Regions from separate parts of the Homo sapiens genome. Here region 1 is linked to region 2. A link is an interaction called in ENCODE POLR2A ChIA-PET data of the cell type or tissue named here. Cell type or tissue: OCI-LY7. All regions are shown on one strand. Links, peaks and the distances in the headings refer to the core of each region. The heading gives the core; the rest is flanking DNA.

Region 1 (7,490 bases), core at 1,543-6,542, 460 kb before region 2:
CACCTGAGGTTGAGAGTTCAAGACCAGCCTGACCAACTAAAAATACTCTACTAAAAATACACAATTAGCCGGGCATGGTGGTGAATGCCTGTAATCCCAGCTACTCGGGAGGCTGAGGCAGGAGAATCGCTTGAATTCAGGAGGCGGAGGTTGTGGTGAGCCGAGATCACGCCATTGCACTCCAGCCTGGGCAATAAGAGCAAAACTCCGTCTCAAAAAAAGAAAAGAAGAAGAAAAAGAAATATTTGTGGAATAAACCAATGAACTTGGAAACCTTTGAACCACAATCTTATAAATTATCAAAAAATAAAGAGGGTAGAATAATGAGTATTTGTCTGTCTATATTTTATAGGAAGTTCAAAAATTCAACATACTCATGCCTGCAATCCCAGCACTTTGGGAGGCCAAAAGGGGAGGATCACTTGAGGGCAGGAGTTCAAGACCAGCCTGGGCAACACAGTAAGACCTCGACTCTACAAAAAATAAAAAATTAGCTGGGCGTGGTGACACGTGCCTGTGGTCTCAGCTACTTGGGGCAGGCTAAGGAGGAAGGATCACTTGAGCCCAGGAGTTCAAGGCTGTGGTGAGCTGTGATTGCATCATTGCATTCCAGCCAGGGCAAGAGAGCGAGACTCCATCTCTTAAAAAAGAAGGAAGAAGAGGGAACGAAAGAGGATGTAAGGAAGGAGGAAGGGAGGAGGGAGGAAGGGAGAGAGGAACAGAGGAAGGAAGGAAGGAAGGAGGAAGGGGAGGAAGAAAGAGAAGAAGGAGGAGGAGGAGGGAGAAGAAGAGGAGGAGGAGGAAAGAGAGAAGAAAGAAGAAAAAGAGGAAGAAGAAGAAGAGAAGGAGGAGGAGGAGGAAGAGGAAGAAGAAATAGAAATACCAGGACAGAGAAGCCAGGGTGACACGGAGTTGACACAGAAATCCAAAGGCAGAGGAATGAGTCTCTCCATACAGTTCTTCCTCCCGGCTTCACTCTGTGCCAGAATGACCCAACTTCAAGAGAACTAACTAACCTGGGCCCTGATAAGTCAGGGACTCACAGCACTGGTAGGAGAGGACCGAGGAAACCTCCTCCAAGAATGCGCGCCCAGCCCTCAGGACTACTCACTCGCACCAGCCGGGCCCTCTTCACCAGGTCGTTGAGCTTGCGCAAGGCTGCGTGCCGGGGCAGGCCCTGGATGTCGCGGAAGAGGTCCTGCTCCTCCAGCTCGAAGAGGCGCCGGTTGTCGGGCACGAGGAGGGGCTGGGACCAGAAGGAGCCGATGTAGACGCGCAGCACCTCGGGCGTGCCCACCACCTTGCCCAGCGCCCACATGAGCGCGCCGTAGACGCGCATCAGCTGCTGCGTCTCCACCATGTCGGCCTTGTTGAGCACCACGCGGATCTTGTCCTCATGGCCCCGCAACGCGCCGATGGCCTCTGAGAACTCGTCCGAGATCTCCAGCTTGTGCGCATCAAAGAGCAGGATGATGAGGTCCACGCGCTCCGCGAACCAGCGCAGCACGGCCGGGAAGTCGTAGCCTGGAGTGGGAGTGGAGAGACAGGGGCGCAAGGGGCAGAAATCAGACCCCCACCCTCCAGCCATTCTCAGTAGTATCCCATTCTCTTGCATATTGGACTGTAAAGATGTTCACGTTGTTGGCTGTCCAAATCCTGTCTGGGCAAAATAGCCAAGGCCCTCAGTGGGCACTACTGCTCTGGCTCTCCAGTGCCCAGAATTTCCCCCCTCGCTCTGGCCCCAGCCCCTCAAGCCATCTGGCTACAGGGGGCAATCATCCCCCTTTTCCTTTGCTCGAGCACAATGGCGGGATCACGCCTCCCTGCAACCTCTGCTTCCCGGAGCTCAGGTGATCCTCCCACCTCAGCCTCCCTAGTAGCTGGGACTGCAGGCGCGCATCACCACACCTGGCTAATTTTTTTTTTTTTTTTTTTTTTTGAGTAGAGATGGGATCTCACTATGTTACCCGGGCTGCCGGGCTAGTCTCAAACTCCTGAGCTCAACTGATCCTCCTGCCTCAGCCTCCAAAATGTTGGGATTACAGGCGTGGGCCACCGCGCCCAGCCTCACGGCCTCCATTTTTTCATTTGCTCATTCATTAAGCAGTTATTACAGGTGTGCGTCGGTATGTACATATAGGTTGTTAAAAATACTGACATGTTTGCTAAGAGATCCCCCTGTGCTTCTATGGAACCCCCAAGCCTGCCACATGCCTCTATCACCCCAGCTCCTCCCCAGGACCTGTTGTATCTCCCCACGATCCAGCAACTAGAGTTCATGCTGGATAGCTGTGCTCTTGCCATAGCAGATGATAATTTTTTTTTTTTTTTTTTTTTTTTTTTTTTTTTTTTTTGAGACAGAGTCTCACTCTGTCGCCCAGGCTGGAGTGCAGTGGCATGAATGTGGCTCACTGCAACCTCCACCTCCACCTCCCAGGTTCAAGCAATTCTCCTGCCTCAGCCTCCCGAGTAGCTGGGATTACAGGCATGCACCACCACCCTGGCTAATTTCTGTATTTTTAGTAGAGACGGGGTTTCACCATGTTGGCCAGGCTGAGAAGTTAAATATTTTGCATTTATTTAGCAATACTTACTGAGAGTCTCATGTGTGCCAAGCCCTGTCCTGGGAGCCTGGGATACCGCAGAGAACACACAGACAAGATTCTTGCTCTTATGAAGCACCCATCCCAGCCATGGGTTCCCATGCTCATTCATTCATTCCTTTCACCATTCATTTCCTCATTCACTCCTTCATCCACTCATTCTCACCTTTGCTTCTTCACTCATTTATTCACCAACAAGCAATGCTGAGGAGAGCAGAGAGAAGCGATTGAGACCCCCTGACTTAGCTGTCTGGAAGACCTGGAGTTGAGTCCCTCCTCTGCCCCCATCCACTGTGTGACCTTAGGCAAGTAGCTTAACCTCTCTGAACTTGTGTTTTCTTTTCTGTAAAATGCAAATCATAGGACTGTTGTGAAGCCAGGTGTGATGGCTCAAACCTGTAATCCCAGCACTTTGGGAGGCTGAAGTGGGCAGATCAATTGAGGCCAGGAGTTCAAGACCAGCCTAGCCCTAAAAATACAAAAAAATTAGCCCGGTGTTGGTGGCTCATGCCTATGGTCCCACATATTCAGAAGGCTGAGGCACGAGAATCGCTTGAGCCTGGGAGGCAGAGGTTGCAGTGAGCCGAGATAGCATCACTGCACTCCAGTCTGGGCGACAGAGTGAGACTCTGTCTCAAAAAAAAAAAAAGACTGTTGTGAAGATTAAAAGAATATAAATGAGCTAATATATATAAAGAGCTTAAAATAATGCCTGGCATTGAACTGTACATTTAAAAATGATGGAAGTGGCCAGACAGAGTGGCTCACACCTGTAATCCCAGCACTTTGGGAGGTAGAGGCAGGAGGATCGCTTGAGCCTGGGAGTTTGAGACCAGCCTGGGCAAGATGACAAGACCCTGTCTCTACAGAAAAAAATAAAATAAAAAATTATCCACACATGTTGGCATGCATCTGTAGTCTCAGCTACTCAGGAGGAGGAAGCAAGAGGATCACTTGAGCCCAGCAGTTGGAGGCTGCAGTGAGCCATGATTGCGTCATTGCACTCCAGCCTGCAGACAGAGCAAGACCTTGTCTCTTTAAAAAAAAAAATGGTTGAGCTTTTTTTTTTTTTTTTTTTTCAGACGGAGTCTCGCTGTCGCCCAGGTTGGAGTGCAGTGGCGCGATCTCAGGTCACTGCAACCTCTGCCTCTCGAGTTCAAGCAATTCTCCTGCCTCAGCCTCCCGAGTAGCTGGGATTACAGGTGCCACCACACCCAGCTAATTTCTGTATTTTTAGTAGAGATGGGTTTTCACCATGTTGGCCAGGATGGTCTCCATCTCTTGACCTCATTATCCGCCCACCTCAGCCTCCCAAAGTGCTGAGATTACAGGCATGAGCCACTGAGCCCGGCCATAATGGTTGAGTTTTTATGGCGTGTACGTTAATCCTCAATGAAACTGTTTTTTTAAAAACAGTGCTGGATGTACGGTAAGCACTCAGCAAGTCATGGTGATGTCACCCACTGGGAAGCACCCTCTGTGGTCCCTGCTGTGTGTGTGGAGGCTGAGGCAGTTTCAGCTTTGTCCTTACATCTCTCAGCCCACTGGGGACACAGACCTGGCCCCTGAGTGGTCAGCCCAGGGTGGGCAGGGGGATCCAGGGAGCTGTGGGAGCCCAGGGCCAGTGCCTGACCCAACCCCCAGCCTGGGGGTCAAGGAGGACTTCCAGGAGGAGGGAAGGCAGAGTGGGAACCCGGAGGACGAAGAGTTAACTGGCAGAACAAGGAGCTAGCCCTGATTTACTGACTTCATGCCCTCCAGCTAGAGCTCACTCAGTGACTCTTCACAACAACCCCAGGAGGTGGGCACTGTTCTGACCCCATTTTCCAGATGAGGAAACTGAGGCACAGAGAAGTTAGGGGACTAGCTAGGCGTGGTGGCTCACGCCTGCAATCCCAGCACTTTGGGAGGCTGAGGCGGGTGGATCACCTGAGGTCAGGAGTTCGAGACCAGCCTGACCAACATAGTGAAACCCCGTCTCCACTAAAAATACAAAAAAATTAGCTGGGTGTGGTGGTGGGCACCTGTAATCCCAGCTATTCGGGAGGCTGAGGCAGGAGAATCACTTGAACCCAGGAGGCGGAGGTTGCAGTGAGCCAAGGTCCTGCCACTGCACTCCAGCCTGGGCAACAAGAGCGAAACTCCGTCTCAAAAAAAAAAAAAGAGAGAGAAGTTAGGGGACTTACTCAAGACACACAGGTAAGAGGCGACAGAAGAGGAGTCCCATGGGCCCCTATGCTCCTCCGGGGAGCTGGTGCTTGCACCCATCCTGCCTGAGAGGAAGCAGCCTCCTTGCGGGCAACGCAGGGACCGGGATGGGGTTGGGGGCCGTTGTTTTGGGGGAGGAAGGGCCAAGTCACTGGAGGGACAGCAACTGGAGCCCCCCCTCCCTCCCGGTGTCTCCACAAACACACATACTGGCCCAGATTCGGAAAGTGTGTCTCATGGGGCGGGGAGGGAAGAAGGGAGAGAGGTTGAGTCAGTGTGGGATGGGAGACGTGGCAAAAAGGAACCTTGGGCCCACAACGGCACTCACCCAGCGAAAACAGGCATTGTTGGCACTTCCATAGCGCCTACTGTGTGCACACACAAGTGTGCACCTTCTAAGTGCTTTGTATGTTTTAACTAATTTAACCTTTAGGACAACTATGAGGCCGCTAGTATTATTATTCCCAGTGTGTGTGTGTGTGTGTGTGTGTGTGTGTGTGTGTGTGTGTGTGTGTTTTGTTTTTCTGTTTGTTTATTTTTGAGACCAAGTCTCACTCTATCGCCCAGGCTGGAGTGCAGTGTCATGAGCTCGGCTCACTGCAACCTCCACCTCCTGGGTTCAAGCAATTCTTCTGCCTCAGCCTCCCGAGTAGGTGGGATTACAGGCAAGCACCACCACACCCAGCTAATTTTTGTATTTTTAGTATAGACAGGGTTTCACCATGTTGCCCAGGCTGGTCTCGAACTCCTGACCTCAGGTAATCTGCCCACCTTGGCCTCTCAAACTGCTGGGATTACAGGCGTGAACCACTGCGCCCAGCCCATTATTCCCATTTTGCAGGTAAGAAAACTGAGGCAAAGAGAGGTTAAGTGGCTTGCCTAAGGTCCCACAGTTTAAAAGCAGCAGAAAATAGGCTGGGCGGTGGCTCATGCCTGTAATCCCAACACTTTGGGAGGCCGAGGTGGGTGGATCACGAGGTCAGGAGTTCAAGACCTGCCTGGCTAAGACGGCGAAACCCCGTCTCTACTAAAAATACAAAAAAATTAGCCGGGCATGGTGGCAGGCGCCTGTAATCCCAGCTACTCCGGAGGCTGAGGCAGAGAATTGCTTGAACCCAGGAGGCGGAGGTTGCAGCGAGCCGAGGTCGCACCACTGCACTCCAGCCTGGAAGACAGAGTAAGACTCCATCTCAAAAAAAAAAAAGTAGCATAACATAAATAAATAAAAGTAGCAGAGCCCAGATTTGAGGGCTTTACTATGCTACAATCACACATGCGTGTGTTCACACATCTTACATGCAGAGGCAGCCACACACATGAGCTCGCATACACACACACACACACACACACACACACACACCCCCAGTAGCACATCCAGACACAAACATAGCCAATTACTACAAGATGCAGGCTCCCAGACATACCCGTGTTCACAATCTGGGACCTACACAGATGTTTGTGGTCACACAATCACAAAGATAATGTGAGATGCACACACGGCATAGACACAGAGACCTGCACGAACACACAGGTACAGAGGCACACATGCATGCACACCCACACAGACACAGTCGCACACACATAACCTCCCATGCCCTCCCAAATCCAAAGGCACACACACAGACGTAATCACACACAGTTACACAAAAGATGCACTCCTGCACACACACACATTCTCACATACACAACACCACACAGAAGCACACAACTGTATCCGGAGATACAATCACAGGTAGTCACACACAGTCCCACAAAATCCCCGCAGCCCTGACCGCCCCATGCAGCCACACAAAGTCACACACAGCCCACAGCCCAGATACACATATATGCCTAGACCATCTCACACACAGGCACACAATGTCAGACTCACACCTACAATGATACACACTAAATCCACATAGACACATAGACAAAAGTTGCCCTTTATGTCTGTCTCTCTCACACACACACGTCACAATATAACAGTATATAGGGACAGAATCAGTTGCACACTATCCCACAAAGTCTCTCATAGCCCTACACAGCCCTTCAGAGTCACACAAAGTCATCCAGCAGGCCGGGCATGGTGGCTCACACCTGTAATCCCAGCACTTTGGGAGGCCAAGGCAGGAGGATCACCTGAGGTCAGGAGTTCGAGACCAGCCTGGCCAACATGGTGAAATCCCGTCTCTACTAAAAAAAAATACAAAAATTAGCCGGACATGGGTGCGGCGGGCGCCTGTAGTCCTGGCTACTCAGGAGGCTGAGGCAGCAGAGCCACTTGAACTCGGGAGGCAAAGGTTGCAGTGAGCCGAGATCGCGCCACTCCACTCCAGCCTGGGCGACAGAGTGAGACTCTGTCTCAAAAACAAACAAAACAAAGTCTTCCAGCCACAATTATAGGCACATGCGCACACACACACACACACACAGAGGCATGTACACAATTCAAAGTCATACAACCTCAGAGCCATGGCCACAATGAGGCACGTCCACTGCTATACACAAATGCGTGGAACCACCACACCCAGGAGTACACTCATAATGACACACTTTCCCAAGATATACACAAAGTCACACACACACACACACACACACATATACACACCAACAGCTGGACACTCTCTCCTCCTCTTCCTCTATCCTCAAGGCCAGGGAGGGAGACCCCGTTCCCCACTCCCCCACCACCCATGGCCTTTG
Region 2 (7,490 bases), core at 1,737-6,736:
CGGGCGCGGTGGCTCACGCCTGTAATCCCAGCACTTTGGGAGGCCAAGGTAGGCGGATCATGAGGTCAGGAGATGGAGACCATCCTGGCTAATATGGTGAAACCCTGTCTCTACTAAAAATACAAAAAATTAGCTGGGCGTGGTAGCGGGTGCCTGTAGTCCCAGCTTTTCGGGAGGCTGAGGCAGGAGACTGGCATGAACCCAGGAGGCAGAGCTTGCAGTGAGCCGAGATCGCGCCACTGCACTCCAGCCTAGGCAACAGGGCAAGACTCTGTCTCAAAAAAAAAAAAAAAAAAAAAAAAAAAAAGCCAGGAGCGGTGGCTCACGCCTGTAATCTCAGCACTTTGGGAGGCTGAGGCGGGCAGATCACGAGGTCAGGAGATAGAGACCATCCTGGCTAACATGGTGAAACCCCATCTCTACTAAAAGTACAAAAAATTAGCTGGGCATGGTGGTGGGCACCTTAGTCCCAGCTACTGGGGAGGCTGAGGCAGGAGAATGGTGTGAACCCGGGAGTCGGAGCTTGCAGTGAGCCAAGATCACGCCACTGCACTCCAGCCTGGGCGATGGAGCAAGACTCCATCTCAAAAAAAAAAAAAAACCTCTTATCCTCAGCACCTAAAACAGTACCTGGCACATAGTAAGTGCCCAGTAAACAATACTGTTAGTAACAAGAAAACCCTCAAACATACCACAAAGCTGTAACAACTAGAGCCACGTGGTACTGACAGAAGAACCAACAGACGGACAATTTAGGGGTGGACCACCAAGTGCAAGGACACTGCCCCTGCCTCCTCTTCTAGGCCAGGTCCCCACCCCTCACACAGCACCTGCCATGTGGTAGGTGCCTCATAAATGCTGGTGTCATTAACAATGAGGGGAGATTTACCTTGGCAGGAAACAAAACATACCATAAATCCTTAATAATTAAAATCCTGGGCAAGCACAGTGGCTCACACCTATAATCCCAGCATTTTGGGAGGCCGAGGCAGGTGGATCACTTGAGGTCAGGAGTTCAAGACTAGCCTGGCCAACATGGTGAAACCCCGTCTCTACAAAATACGAAAAAATTAGCCAGGTGTGGTGGCACTTGCCTGTAATCCCAGCTACTCGGGAGGCTGAGGCAGAATTGCTTGAGCCCAGGAGGCAAAGGCTGCAGTGAGCCGAGATGGTGCCACTGCACTCCAGAATGGGTGACAGAGCGAGAATCCGTCTCAAAAAAAAAAAGTCCTGTGCTGTGGCACAAAAAAGGAGAGGCCCCATGGCCCTGATCTGTCTGGTTCCTGCTATGCAGTCCCCATCAAAGCCCTGAGAGCCCCGAGGTGTCCTCACTGCCAACACCCACCTGCCGCTCGTGCTCAAGGCCACAGCGCACCCGCTCGAAGTCGGGGCCCCCCCAGTTGCGGCCGTGCCGGCGGCTCTCCTCCCGGCGGTCCCGCTCAGACTCCTCCAGGGGCCCGCTGCGTCGCCGGGGGTCGTCCAGGAAGTTCCGCACTGGGTTGGGTTCAAGAACCCCTTCCTGCAGGCAGCAGAGCAGGGGGTTGGCGCGGGCTCCCCGCAGCCCAGGCAGCTCGGCCCTGCCTCGGGGACACCCGCACCACTGACCCGCTGGTTGCGCTCATACTCGGCGATCTTCTCCATCTCCTCATTCATCTTCTCAATGTTCTGCCTGCGCCGCTCCTCCCACTCCTGGGGGGATAAAGATAGGGACACCCAGCTTCAGGGAGAACTATTAAGCTGCCGGTGCAGGAGACGGGCTGCCCAGCAGGCCTGAGGCTCCTCTCCTCGGACTGGCCTGCTGGCATCTGACCATTTGCTCTCAGCGTGCTCCAGGTCAGCAGTGAACTGATGAGGCTGGCTGGCCAGGCTTGGACTATGCGAACAACACGCTGTACGCTGCATTCGCCTTCCTACTGGGGGGTCTGGAATTTCAGTACATACTAGACAGAAGGGGCCTGCGTTCAAAACTAGCCTCCAGGCTGACATGGTGGCTCACACCTCTAATCCAAGCACTTTGGGAGGCCAAGGCAGGAGGATTGCTTCAGCCCAGGAGTTCAAGGCCAGACTAGGCAACATAGCAAGACCCTGTCTCTACAAAAAATTTTAAAAGTGGCCGGGCGCGGTGGCTCACGCCTGTAATCCCAGCACTTTGGGAGGCCGAAGTGGGTGGATCACCTGAGGTCAGGAGTTTGAGACCAGGCTGGCTAACATGGGGAAACCCCATCTCACTAAAAATACGAAAAAAATTAGCCAAGCATGGTGGTGGGCGCCTGTAATCCCAGCTGCTCGGGAGGCTGAGGCAAGAGAATCACTTGAACCCAGGAGGTGGACGTTGCAGTGAGCCGAGATTGTGCCACTGCACTCCAGCCTGGGCAACAGAGTAGGACTCTGTCTCAAAAAATAAAATAAAATAAAAATAAAAATAACGGGTCGGGCACAGTGGCTCACGCCTGTATTCCCAGCACTTTGGAAGGCCGAGGCAGGTGGATCACGAGGTCAGGAGTTCGAGACCAGCCTGGCCAACATGGTGAAACCCCGTCTCTACTAAAAATACAAAAGTTAGCCGGGCATGGTGGTGGGCACCTGTAATCCCAGCTACTTGGGAGGCTGAGACAGGAGAATTGCTTGAAACCAAAAGGCGGAGGTTGCAGTGAGCCGAAATCATACCACTGCACTCCAGCCTGGGCAACAAGAGTGAAACTCCATCTCAAAAACAAAAAGAAATTTTAAAAACTAAATAAATACAATAAATAAAAATAAACCAGCCCCCAATTAAAAACCTGGAGTGCTGAATCTCTCGTGGGCATCCCTGGTAAGCCACATGTTGTCACAATTCAGTGCTGGAGGAATTCAGCGCATCCCCTGGGACTCCACAGGGAAAGGACTCTTGGAAGTTCATGCCGGGTTTCCTCCAGACCTCAGCCCAGGTACCCCGCCCCCTGCTGATTTTGCTTTGTGATCTCTTTCACTGTGATAAATCTAAGCCATGAGTCTTTCTAGCAAACCACTGAACCTGCGAGTTCAGTGTCAGGGTGCTGGGGGCCCTGGCACACCAAGGTTGCCGCAATCATAGTGGTGGTAATAACAGTAATTACTTGGCAGATGGTTAGGTGACCTACCCCCACCAACCACAATCCGTTCTCCCCTTCTTCCTTCCATGGTAGCAAAAATTTATTGATTTTTTTTTTTTTTGAGACAGGGTCTTACTCTGTTGCCCAGGCTGGAATGTAGTGGTGTGTGTTCACAGCTCACTGCATCCTTGACCTCCCAGGCTCAGCCTCCCAAGTGATCCTGCTGGCTCAGCCTCCCAAGTAAGTAGCTGGGACCACAGGGGCACACCACCACGTCCAGTTAATTTTTAAAATTTTTATAGAGATGGGGTCTCACTCTGTTGCCCAGCCTGGTCTCAAACTCCTGGGCTCAAGCGATCCTCCCACCTTAGCTTCCCAAGTAGCTAGGACCACAAGCCCATACCACAGCACCCAGCATTCCAAGTAGCTAGTAACTACTTGTTACTAGTAACCAAGCTAGTGACAAAATTTTAGATGGGCAAATAGCCAGCCAGCTGTAGACAACGTTTTCATTTCCCAGTCTCCTTTGAGGTTAGGTATGACCAGGTGTCTAAGTTCTCACCAACAGGACATGACCAAAAGTGATAAAGCAGACTTATCTTTCCCCTTCCTGTGAACTGAACCGCAACCATGTCGGCAACCCAGCTGTTACCACAGACAATGACCAGGACCTAGGGGCCACCAAGCAACAAAAACAGGAACCAGGCCGGGCGCAGCAGCTCACACATGTCATCGCAGCATTTTGGGAGGCCGAGGCGGTAGGATCACCTGAGGTCAGGAGTTCAAGGCCAGCCTGGCCAACATGGCGAAACCCCATCTCTACTGAAAACACAAAAACTAGCCGGGTGTGGTGGTGCACACCTGTAATCCCAGCTACTTGGGAGGCTGAAGCACAAGAATTGCTTGAACCCAGGAGGCGGAGGTTGCAGTGAGCCAAGATCATGCCACTGCACTCTAGCCTGGGCAACAAAGTGAGACTCTGTCTCAAGAAAAAAAAAAAAAAAAAAAAAGCAGGAACCTGGGTCCCTGAGTGACATCATGGAGCAGGGCCTCACCCCCTGGACCACCCACCTCCCTGCAGGGCTCAGCATACAAGGGAGAAATAAACTCCTACTCCACTTAGGTCATGAAATTTTTGGAGTCTTTGTGTGACAGCAGCTTGGCATGCCCAATTTAAGTCTAATTATTTTTTTTTTTTTGAGACGGAGTTTCACTCTTGTTGTCCAGGCTGGAGTACAATGGCGCAATCTCGGCTCACTGCAACCTCCACCTCCCAGGTTCAAGCAATTCTTCTGCCTCAGCCTCCCGAGTAGCTGGGATTACAGGCGTGTGCCACCACACCCGGCTAATTTTTGTACTTTTAGTAGAGATGGGGTTTCGCCATGTTGGCCAGGCTGGTCTCGAACTCCTGACTTCAGGTGATCCGCCCACCTCAGCCTCCCAAAGTGCTGGGATTACAGGCCTCGTGAGCCACCACGCCCAGCATTTTTTTTTTTTTTTTTTTTTTTTGATACAGAGTCTCATTCTGTCGCCCAGGCTGGAGTGCAGTGGCATGATCTCGGCTCACTGTGACCTCCACCTCCCAGGTTTAAGTGATCCTCCTGCCTCAGCCTCCCAAGTAGCTGGGATTACAGGTGCCCACCACCACGTCCAGCTAATTTTTGAATTTTCTTATTCCCGTGTAAGTGCTAGAACCAGAAGCTCACAGGGGAAGTGAGCTGCCCAAGGCCAGGTAGCTCACAGAACCAGATTCAACCCATGTCCACGGTGGGCTGTAAGCCACTCAGCTAGACAGACTCCCACCCTGCTGACCTGCACGTCAGGGGTGAGTGAGGTAGTTACAGTAAAATCACTGCTCCCCATAACCAAAGCCGGGGACCAAGAGAAACACACAGAAACAGAATGCCACACAGAGCCTGTGCTCACAAGCACACCAGATAGAGAGAGCCCACCAGACAGACACACAGTGCCAGAAAGGGAGGAGAGATGGGGACGGAGGATGAGTGGGCAAGCATGCACCAGAGAGCGAGAAAAAGGGAGACAGAGAGGGACAGGGAGGGACACGCAGCACTAAGCAGGAGAGGGGAGGGAAGGAAGGCGAGGAGGAACAAGAAGACGGGGAGCAGGAGTAGGAGAGAAAGAGACAAGGAAAAACACACGAGCTCTAGGCGTGAGAGGGAAGGAACAGGGGGAACTAGAAGAGGGGGAGCAGGAGGAGGAGAAGGAGGTGGAGGAAGAGAGAAACAGAGCCAGATGCAAAGGCTCAGAGAGAGATACTGAAAGATGGACACACAGGACAAATGTGCATCTGAGAGGAGGAAAAAACAGAAACAGACAACAGAGAACCTCAGCCAGGGCTCCAGGCGCTGCCTAGCTCCTACCTTGGATTTACGGTCAGAGATTGAGGTGTCTCCAGCTCCAGAGAGGTGAGGTGAACCTCGGCCCCGGCCCCTCCGGCCACGGCCCCCAGCTCCTCCTCCTCGAGGCTGCTCCCCGGGGCTGCCCTCCCAGCTGCGCGATGCTCGGCCCATGCCGGCCCGGCCTCCCTGCTGTGGAGGAGTCCGGCCCCCCTTGCTGGCCCCTGGGGGCCGAGGGGTCCCAGGAGACCTCCGGGAAGGACCCAGGTTCTTCTCCTGGAAGAGGGGAGATGGGGAAAATACAGTCACTGGGGCAGGGAGGCATGCGGCCAGGATGGAGGCCACCCACTGGTGCAGGACAGCTGGGGGCTCCTGGGTCCCAGGCCTCAACCCTCTGCCCCTCCCCATCCTCAGGGTCCCACACCCCAGTGACGAGCTCACCGACTCCACTGCCACGTTCTCCTTCTCCACTGAGCGGCCCTTTCGGGGAGCTGTGACTGCGACTCCCTCAAGTTCAGCTTTCTTACGGTCTTCCTCAATCTCCTAGGAGCAGACAGCCGGGGTAGGGAAGCATCAGGTGCCCTGTCTGCCAGACGGACTCCCAGACCCCTGAACTCCTCCTAAGTCTGGCCCCAGCCCAGGCCTCTCTCCTGGACTCTGAACAAGAAGGCCGCTCATATCCCTCAAACCTCAGCACGTTGCAGCCCCACTCAGAACGTTCCTGTGGTGCCCCTCTGAGTAACAGCCTTCCCCACAGCCTGTGGGACCCGTGGGGTCTGGCCTTGGTACCTCCCCGACCTCATCTCTCACCCTCTCCCCACGATCACTCCGGCTTCCTTGCTATTCCCACAACATACCAGGCTGAAACCTGCCTCAGGGGCTTTGCGCCAGCGGATCCCTCTGCCAGGAACACTTTTCCCAGAGACCCTCCAACCCCTCACCTCCTGTAGGTCTCTGCTCCAATGCTGCCTTCTCGTGAGGCCTTCCCTGAGCACCCTGTGGAAACCAGCTCCCCTGCCACCCTCTCTGTTCTCATCCCATTTGCACCCAGCACCATATGCGTCTCGCTCACTGTCTGCTTCCTCCACTACGGCAGAATCTGCCTGGGGACAGGAATGTCTGTCTGCTTTCAGTGATGTATGTCACTGACGTGTATCCCAAGTCTAGAACGCTGCCTGGCCCACAAGGGAAATTCAATATGCCTTTTTTAAAATGAATGAATACATGAAGAATGAATAAATGAAACCCATGCCACCTCCCAGATCCCATCTCAGGGAGAGCCACATCACCTACTCAGCAGCCTTGTCCTAAATCCTCCCTCTTCCTCCCCCTGCCCTGAACTGCCCATCAGTAACTGAGTCCCTCTCAACAGCCCTGCCCTGAGCCAGGTACCTCCTCTCCCACTAGGGTTCCAGCCCCAGCTTCCTCCTTGGTCTCTGGGCTCCAGTATCACCTCCTCGCACCCACCACCGCACAGCACCCAGAGGCGTCTTCCTAAAGAGCTGTTCTGACCGGTCCCACCCCTGCTCAAGGCTCTCCCTGGCTCCCCAGTGCCCTCAGGACAAAGTCCAAACTCATCCTGGTGGCATTCAGGGCCTAGCACAGCCTGGCCCCTGCTGACCTGCCCAGGTCAATTCTCTCCTAACCAACCCTCCAACTTGAAGCTCCAAGCTCTCTCTTGCTTCCAACATTTGCACAAACTGTTCTTTCTGCCTGAAACATGTTCCCCTCGCCTTTTCAACTGGCTATTGTCTACTCACCACTCAAGCCTCAGAGTCCACTCCTCCAGGAAGCCCTCCCTGATATCCCCAAGGCTGGGTCAAGAGCCTCCTCTGGACTCCCACAGACCCCTGAATTTCCTGATTCCAGACTTGTCTGCTCTGGGGCATCCCTGAGGACAGGGCTGTCTCCCTGACTAGACGGTGGACCCTGGAGGGGGCAGGCCTGGGTCTGTCTCAGTCACAGCTATATCCCCAGCACCACTCAGCACTGGGGCTGGTAAAGATCTTGGGGAATATTTGTGAACAAATGAATGAATGAATGAATAATGGAATGAAAGAAG

Evidence for each region. ChIA-PET counts read pairs that join two places held together with the same protein. Peaks named below come from ENCODE experiments on the same cell type or tissue, not always from the same donor. Only the 100,000 strongest peaks of a DNase experiment are listed, where the experiment ranks them.
Region 1: POLR2A ChIA-PET joins it to region 2 with 5 read pairs; 3 of 35 experiments call an interaction of 5 or more read pairs at or near these places.

What each region holds. Positions count from the first base shown.
Region 1 is chr19:47,719,846-47,727,335 of GRCh38, reverse strand. EHD2 (EH domain containing 2) reads right to left here. Exons shown (of 6, transcript NM_014601.4): 4 at 1,112-1,524. Among named protein-coding and RNA genes, the nearest start is that of EHD2, 10 kb to the right of the region's middle. RefSeq lists an enhancer at 1,072-1,838. In OCI-LY7, for the core only: no CTCF peak of the experiment used is centred there; no DNase peak of the experiment used is centred there.
Region 2 is chr19:47,258,802-47,266,291 of GRCh38, reverse strand. CCDC9 (coiled-coil domain containing 9) reads right to left here. Exons shown (of 12, transcript NM_015603.3): 4 at 5,870-5,971; 5 at 5,453-5,704; 6 at 1,606-1,689; 7 at 1,346-1,519. Among named protein-coding and RNA genes, the nearest start is that of CCDC9, 6.0 kb to the right of the region's middle. In OCI-LY7, for the core only: no CTCF peak of the experiment used is centred there; a DNase peak (open chromatin) is centred at 3,671; H3K27ac peaks cover 794 bases.